2 separate regions of the Homo sapiens genome follow, and region 1 is linked to region 2. A link is a loop called in an ENCODE intact Hi-C map of the cell type or tissue named here. Cell type or tissue: endothelial cell of umbilical vein. All regions are shown on one strand.

Region 1 (4,000 bases), 640 kb after region 2:
TATTCTCGGTGGAAAGAGGAAAAATTGTTTTAATCTACACAAATGCCCACTTCAAATTTTTGCTTATATTATATCTACTAACATCTTACCTCCCAAAGAAAGTCACGTGGTCAAATCCAAAATCAAGCGATGAAATAGTATTCTGTGCTTATCGTGAAGACATGACAAGGGATGGATGCATAATACTACTACCGGGGGGTGAGGAATTGTGACCAGTAATTCATTCTGCTAAACCTTCGAATTACCTAGAAGACCCTGAATGAGCTGACCGTAACTACCTCTATAATCTTGGGTCTTGACATTTCTTCTCTTCATTGCAATGTTGCAGACATAAATCTGTATTTTAGTCTCTCTAATGCCATCCTTTTTTTGCTTAGTCTATGCAAACTTCAGGTCTTTGTGTAAATGTCACTCACCCAAGGAAGTCTTCCAAATTACTCCAGATTAAGTCAGATTCTCTTGTTATATCTTCTTATGGATAGGACATTTTTTCTATTCTGTACTTACCATACTTTTGATGGTATAATCTCTTTGTTTCTTTACTCAGTTGTTTGATTTTTTTTCTCCCTCCCTAGAAGTTAAGTTTCTTTATGGTAAGAATTGTCTTTATTTTGTTAATTATATTTCTAGTGCCTATTTACTCTTAATATAATAGATGTTCAATACATAATGGAGTCGATGGATCTATGTGTTCTTCCTAAGCAATTTCATCCATGTCTATGTCTTCAGCTCTCACCAAATTTAAGGCTAGAATGTAAAATCTTTTCTGGGCTCAAATCTATGTTTCCAACTGGATATTCCATGACCACCTCACACTGTGCATGTCTATAAGTCCAATATTTCTTCTCTTCCTGCTTGTGAAAACATCACAATTCACTGGACCACCTGTGATGGTTAATTTTATGTCACCTTGACTGGGCCACAGGGTGCCCCCATGTTTGGCTAAACATTATTCTGAGTATGACTGTGAGGGTGTTTCTGGATGAGACTGACATTTCAATCAGTAGACTGACTAAAGCAGATTGTCCTCCCAATGTAGGTGGGCCTATCCAATCTGTCGAAGGCCTGTTTAGAACGAGAAGTTTGAGCAAGGGAGAATTCACTCTCTCCACATGATTGTCTTTGAGCTAGAACATCAGTCTTCTCCTCCCTTTGAACTTTTACTTGGACTGGAATCTATACCATCTGCTCCCCGCTGATTCTCAAGCTTCAGACTTGTACTGAAACTACACCATGTAATCTCCTGGGTCTCTAGCTTGCTGAGTATAGATCTTGAAACATCTCTGCCTACATAATCATGTGAACCAGTTCTTTAAAATAAATCTCTTTCTCTATCATCTATCCATCTACCTAGCTACTTACCTATTCATGCATCCTATTGATTCTGTTTCTCTCGAGAACTCTGATATACCACATAAACCAAATTCCTGGAAATTGTCTCCAGCTCCATGATTTCCTGAACTTTTGCATGTAATTTGCCTCTATAATATGCTGCTTTTTACTTCTGCAATATCTTTCTGATTAGCACCCTGATTTTTTATTCTCTATCATGAATAATACTGGCACTAAAAAGCAAAAAAATATTGTTAAGAAGAAAAGGAACTCCAAGATTGGGTAGAACAACCTAAGAAAACAGCTGGCAGTTCTAAATGTGTTCCAAGTTTCCTGGCCAGGATGAGTCACATCCTAGAGAGTGGAGAACACATACCAAAGACATCTCCATGACAGATTGCAGAGGAAATGTGAAAACATTAGATAAAGTAAAATAATCGAAAAACTAGAGGTGGGGAGCAAGGGCTTCATAGGCAATTAAGCTGCAGTGTCCCATTGTCTTCCTTGGGGACAAGATATCTAAAATACCTCTTTGCAGAGACAGTGCACATGAGAGTGTCAGTATCACAAATTGTGAGCTTTCACAAAAGTATAAGTGACACTGTGTTGAGGTAATTATAATTTAAAAAAGTAAAATAAATATTTTTTTCTTTACAGACTATACTAGCATAGAATACTGGAACATTTTTTGGACATTTACTTGTCAATCCTTTTCGGGGGGAAAGGTGGAAGGACTTTATGGCAACAATGTCTCCTCCTCTAATTGATAATGTGTAGCCCACCATCACCATTATGACACACTCCTAATGTTTGCTTACATAGAATCTGGATAATATTTATGATTTTATCATGAACATGTATCTTTATTTAAATAATAAACATCCTTCTGTGCAAAAATATTAAAAGTAGAATTTTTGTTTTAAAAACAATAGCCTTAGAAATATAGAAATTAGGGATATCAGCATGCTCAGGTTTATAATATAATTAGTGTGTAGAAGTGATGGTGGGGTGTAAATGAAGTATACATAGTGCTCTTTTACTTTTCTTGGATTGCATTGTCTAGACTACATTTAAATGTTTGCCTGAGCTAGAAATCCAAATCCTCTGCTTCTCAAGTCACTTATTCACAAACAGAAGCAATGATTAACAATAGACATAGTTACAAGGGGACAAAATGAGGAAACATTTGTAAGTATGAAAAGAACATGTGGAAGTTTAGAAAACAGGCTGATAATGTGTTTTGCTAGTATACTCGAAGGGATGAAATAAAGCATCTTTGTAAAATAACTGTCATATCAATTAATTAGTATGAGGGTCAAAAAATAAATTACTTTTACAAGCAACTCTGTCCACGATCTAGAAATGAAGCTATATCCTTTGCTTTCATTTTTGTTATCAATAATAATAAATAGAAGCCATTACTTAAACAACATGTTGAGTGGTGGAATAATGAAAAGAGGAATACTCTTTGTATCAGTTGGTTTTCATACTGCTGATAAAGATATACCCAAGACTGAGCAACTTAAAAAAGAAAGAGGCTTGACATGACTTGCAGTTCCATATGGCTAGGGAAGCCTCACAATCATGGCAGAAGGCAAGGAGGAGCAAGTCACATCTGACGTGGATGGTGGCAGGCAAAAAAATGAAAGAGCTCGTGTAAGGGAATAACACCTCTTTTTAAAACCATCAGATTTTGTGAGACTTATTCACTATCACAAGAAAAGCACAGGAAAGACTTGCCCCCATGCTTCAGTTACTTCTCAGCAGGTCCCTCCCACAACATGTGGGAATTCAAAATAAGATTTGGGTGGGGACACAGTCAAACCATATTATTCTGCCCTTGGCCCCTCCCAAATCTCATGTCCTCACATTTCAAAACCAATCATGCCTTCCCAACAAGTCCCCTAAAGTCTTAACCCATTTCAGCATTAACTCAAAAGTCCACAGTACAAAGTATTTTACCTATGAGCCTGCAAAATCAAAAGCAAGTTAGTAACTTTCTAGATACAATGAGGGTACAGGCATTGCATAAATACAGCCATTCCAAATAGGAGAAATTGGCCAAAAGAAAGGGGCTACAGGCCCCATGCAAGTCCAAAATCCAGCAGGGCAGTCAAATTTTAAAGCTCCAAAATGATCTCCTTTGACTCTTTTGATGCTGATACAAAAGGGGGATTCCCATGGTCTTGGGCAGCTCTGCCCCTGTGGCTTTGCAGGGTACAGCTTCTCTCATGGCTACTTTCATGGGCTGATGTTGAGTGTCTACAGCTTTTCCAGGTGCACAGTGCAAGCTGTCAGTGGATCCACCATTCTGGGGTCTGGAGGACAGTGTCCCTAATCTCACAGCTCCACTAGGTGGTGCCCCAGTAGGGACTTTGTGTGTGGGCTCCCACCCCACATTTCCCTTCTGCACTGCCCTAGCAGAGGTTCCCCATGAGGTCCCCACCCCGGCAGCAAACTTCTGCCTGGGCATCCAGGCGTTTCCATACATCTTCTGAAATCTAGGTGGAGGTTCCCAAACCTTGACTTCTGTGCACTTGAAGCCTTAACACCATGTGGAAGCTGTGAAGGCTTGGGGCTTGCACCCTCTGAAGCCACACCTTGAGCTCTATGTTGGCCCCTCTCAGCCATGGCTGGAACAGCTGGGATGTGGGTCACCAAGTCCCTA
Region 2 (4,000 bases):
CCTGGTCATCTTTCTTTACTATTTGAAAAGAGGCCAGTAGAAATGTAAAAAAAAATGCTTATGGATATTTGAATATAATTAATGTTAAATCAAGACTAAACCACTAAGCCAGTTACAGAGGTGCAATCCTGGGGAAACATGATAGAATACATAAGTTAGTGAGAAGTACAAAAGATGAATTAAAAATTATGCTGCATTAAAAAGTCAACATTTATTGCAAAAAACAGATTTCATACTTCGTACATTTCCTGCATTTTTATTTTGTTTTTTCAGTTAATAATACATTTTGGAGATGCAAAGTCAGAGGATTTTAAGAGTGTTAGATGTGGACTTCAGAGATTTGTGTATGAATCTTATCACTGTATCTATGGCATAATATTGCCTGCTTTTAAATATGACATAGAACAGTAAACTTGGATGATAGTCTTCAGACACAGCTGCTCGGTCTTCTTTTTGGCAGCCTTTTTTCACTTTTTATACAAGTAAGTCATATTCCTTGTTAAACAATTAGAAAATAGAAATAAGCAAAAGGAAAGAAATCATCCATATTTTTTCACTCTCAAAAATATACATTTACATCTTGATGTTTAATGAGAATCTTCCCTTTCCTCTCTCTCCTTTCTCTGTGTACACACACACAGTGACACACACACACACACACACACACATATATACATACATCTTTTAAAAATAAGATCACATTATATATAGTTCTGTAACTTGCTTTTATCACTTAAGTTTTTACGCCAATGAAGATAGGTCTATATTATAACTTTAAATCATGGCAAACTGTTCCATTGTTATGTGTGTGTTATCAAACCAAACTGGGGTCCGCTCACCCAGCACAGTGAGGCCAAACATCCACATTGAGTTTTGCAGTGGGAGAAGGGAGGGTGATTATTTTTATTTTTCAGCTTTTATTTTAGATTCAAGGAGGAGTATATGTGCAAGTTTGTTACATGGGTAAATTGTGTGTCGCTGAGGTTTGGTATATGAATGATCCCATCACCCAGGTAGTGAGCATAGTATCCAAAAGGTAGTCTTTCAAGTCTTACCCCCTCCCTGCCTCCTCTCTCTAGTAGTCTCCCGTGTCTATTGTTGCCATCTTTATGTCCATGTGTACTCAGTGTCTACCCACTTATAAGTGAGAACATGTGGTATTTGATTTTCAGTTCCTGTGTTAGTTCACTTAGGATAATGATCTCTAGCTGCATCCATGTTGCTGCAAAGGACATGATTTTGTGCCTTTTTATGGCTGTGTAGTATTCCATGGTGTATATATGTGACATTTTCTTTATCCAGTCCACTCTTGATGGGCATCTAGGCTGATTCCATATTTTTACTGTTGTGAATAATGCTGTGATGAACATACAAGTGCATGTGTTTTTTTGGTAGAACAACTTATTTTCCTTTCAGTATATATATCCAGTAATGGGATTGCTGGGTCAAATGGTAGTTCTGTTTTTAGTTCTTTGAGAAAGGAGGGCATTTATTTGCAGGACACCAAGGAAAGGGAATCCAGCAGCTCACATTTAAGTCCCAACTTCCCTGATGGCTTGCAAGGAGGGTTTTTAAAGGCAAGGATAAATTTCAGGAAAGCAGAAATTACAGGCAAAATCATAAATCAATACATGGTGATTACACATTGGTTTTGGCCTAAAAGGGCAGGATATCTTGACGTGGGGGCTTACAGGCCATAGGTAGATTCAGAGGTTTTCTGATTTGCAATTGGCTAAGGAAGAGAAGCTTTGTTTAAAAATTTGGGGTCAGCAGAAAAGAGTATTAGCTCTGGCTTGTGGGTGTGACTTCCTCCAGGCCACTTACAAAGAAATTTAGAACAAAGAACGACGGTCAGACTTCAGTCCTCTGTTCCACCTTATCTGAGGTCTGTGTGCCAGTGCATCTGTTTGGTGGTGGTCCAGGTTTCTGAAAAACAACTCAGGGACATATGTTAGATGTTATCTTCAGTTCCTTTAGAGGACCAAACAACCTATGATTCAAACTTCCTTGCATATTGTTTTAAGCTACTATTATCTTCTTCCTGATCAAGTTACTTATTTACTTTTTAGGACTTCCTTGGCGCTTGGAATTTCCTTTGAAGGAACTCAAGACTTTCCTTTATTTCTATGCTTGGGGGGCCTTCAGGCCCCTAAGAGGGGCCCCTGCTGCATCTCATATGGACAGTCCGTAATCTATTTATTTAACCAACCCACTGTGGTTGAACACTTCAGCAGCTTCAAGTATTTACAAGTATAAACAGCTCACACTCTGCAACATGAGTGCTTAATAATGTCTTATTGACACCAGAATTTCAGGTACTTCTCCAAAAGGCATTTATTTCCCCTTGATTCCCTCCCTCCCTCCCTCCCTCCCTTCTTTCCTTCCTTCCTTCCCTCCCTCCCTCCCTTCTTCCTCTCCACCTCATTTTTTTTAGCAACACTTCCATCAGTTATGTATTTCATTCTGTCCTGATCAGGTAATGGGACTGAATCAGAGGGGGCAGCTGGCAAGGAGGCTAAGAGGAGGGTTTACCAGCTGGTGGTAAAGAAGAACCAAGGTTTCTGCTTACCAGTAAACTCTCCATGGCCGTTAATGCAGAATGTAGCCCTGCCTTTACACGTAGCTCGCAAGCTGATATATGTCATCCTTCTCTGATGAGTCTTCTTTTCTCTTTCAGAGTTTATCTTAATATAGTATTTTAATAAGAGTTCACTGGTATAAAAATGCAGCCATGTGGACTAAATATTGAGCCTTCCAAGGTGATTATTTAGAAAGATAAGACTTATTTGCATGCAGAAGTTCTAATACGTTTGTTTAAAACAAGAAGTCTCACTATTGTTTTAATATTAGGGAAGAGTCCCTAGGCTGCAAGAGGTGGGAGATAGAGTAGGATGCTGGAAATTAAAAAAATAAGGGCCACTTACCTGAGCCTGTTGGAGATGAAAAATACATTTGAATAGGGTAAGAGCAGCCACAATTATATTATATCTTAATGCGCATCTCATATTCCAGGCAAGTCTTGCAGGATAGCAAAAACAATTAGCATTTCATAATGTAGTAATTCTGTATTCTAGCAAAACAGCCCCTTATGTGAAAGCCAAATTAATTGACAGAATGATGGCACTGAACTCACAGGCATCATCTTTGGTTCAGTGAGTGCATGTTTTCTACATTTTTAAGTGGGAGAAACAGAAGATTTTGGAGATTGGGCTTCCCTCCTGTATTAGGGACTAATCTAGGACCTTTATTAAGCTCCTCTCAAATTATCCACTTTGAACGTACTGTCTCTTTCCTGAGGGACTCTACCTGATGCTGCTCTTTATGGAATTTTGGTTCTGGAGTTTTAGGATAGGCCTGGAAACTGTATATTAACAAGCAGCTCAAGTAAGTCTTAAAATCTGGAAGATTTGGGAAGTCTGCTGGAGGGGATAGGAGTATAGACTTTGAGTCAAACGGACCTAGATTCTGGGACTGGCTTTCAGTTTCCAGCTGGGTAAGCTTGGGTGTGTTACTTAACTTTCTTGAGGTTAAGAGTCCTCAGAAAGGACTCATCTGTAAAATGTCTACTACCTATTTAACCTAGTATTGTGCACTGTCCTCTTTGCTTTCTGAACCGGCCACCTGCCCTTTTATCCCTGCTCCTCAAGAATAGCAAGACCTTTTCTTCCCCAGGGCCTTTGCACATGCTATTCTGTCGGCACATCTCTCTCCTCTGGCTTCCTCCAACTCATTCTTCAGGCTTTAGCTCCACCATCACTTAGATGGCCTTTCTTGATTTTTATAATCTGAATTATGTCCCCCATCCCATCTGAAGTATTCTCTTACATAATTTATTTTCCTTCTTTGCCTTACCTTTTACCTTCTCTTGCAAAATGATTTCTTTCCTAGACTAGTCTGTTAGCTCCATGAGGGCAGAGGGCTTCCTTTGTTTAGCACCATTGTTAGAGCCAAGGGGTGACTTGGGGAGGGAGCTTTATGCTTCCTGTTACCAAAAAACTTT

What was found. A loop is a pair of places that touch in the nucleus more often than their neighbours do. Peaks named below come from ENCODE experiments on the same cell type or tissue, not always from the same donor. Only the 100,000 strongest peaks of a DNase experiment are listed, where the experiment ranks them.
Region 1: a loop joins it to region 2, with 16 times the contacts of the local background. A loop is called at or near these places in 3 of 110 quality-filtered maps.

The regions. Positions count from the first base shown.
Region 1 is chr14:38,355,415-38,359,414 of GRCh38, reverse strand. No RefSeq gene overlaps it. Among named protein-coding and RNA genes, the nearest start is that of CLEC14A, 100 kb to the right of the region's middle. RefSeq lists a silencer at 3,670-3,910. In endothelial cell of umbilical vein, no CTCF peak of the experiment used is centred here; a DNase peak (open chromatin) is centred at 1,674; H3K27ac peaks cover 2,727 bases.
Region 2 is chr14:38,990,570-38,994,569 of GRCh38, reverse strand. No RefSeq gene overlaps it. Among named protein-coding and RNA genes, the nearest start is that of LINC00639, 76 kb to the right of the region's middle. In endothelial cell of umbilical vein, no CTCF peak of the experiment used is centred here; a DNase peak (open chromatin) is centred at 1,969; H3K27ac peaks cover 1,884 bases.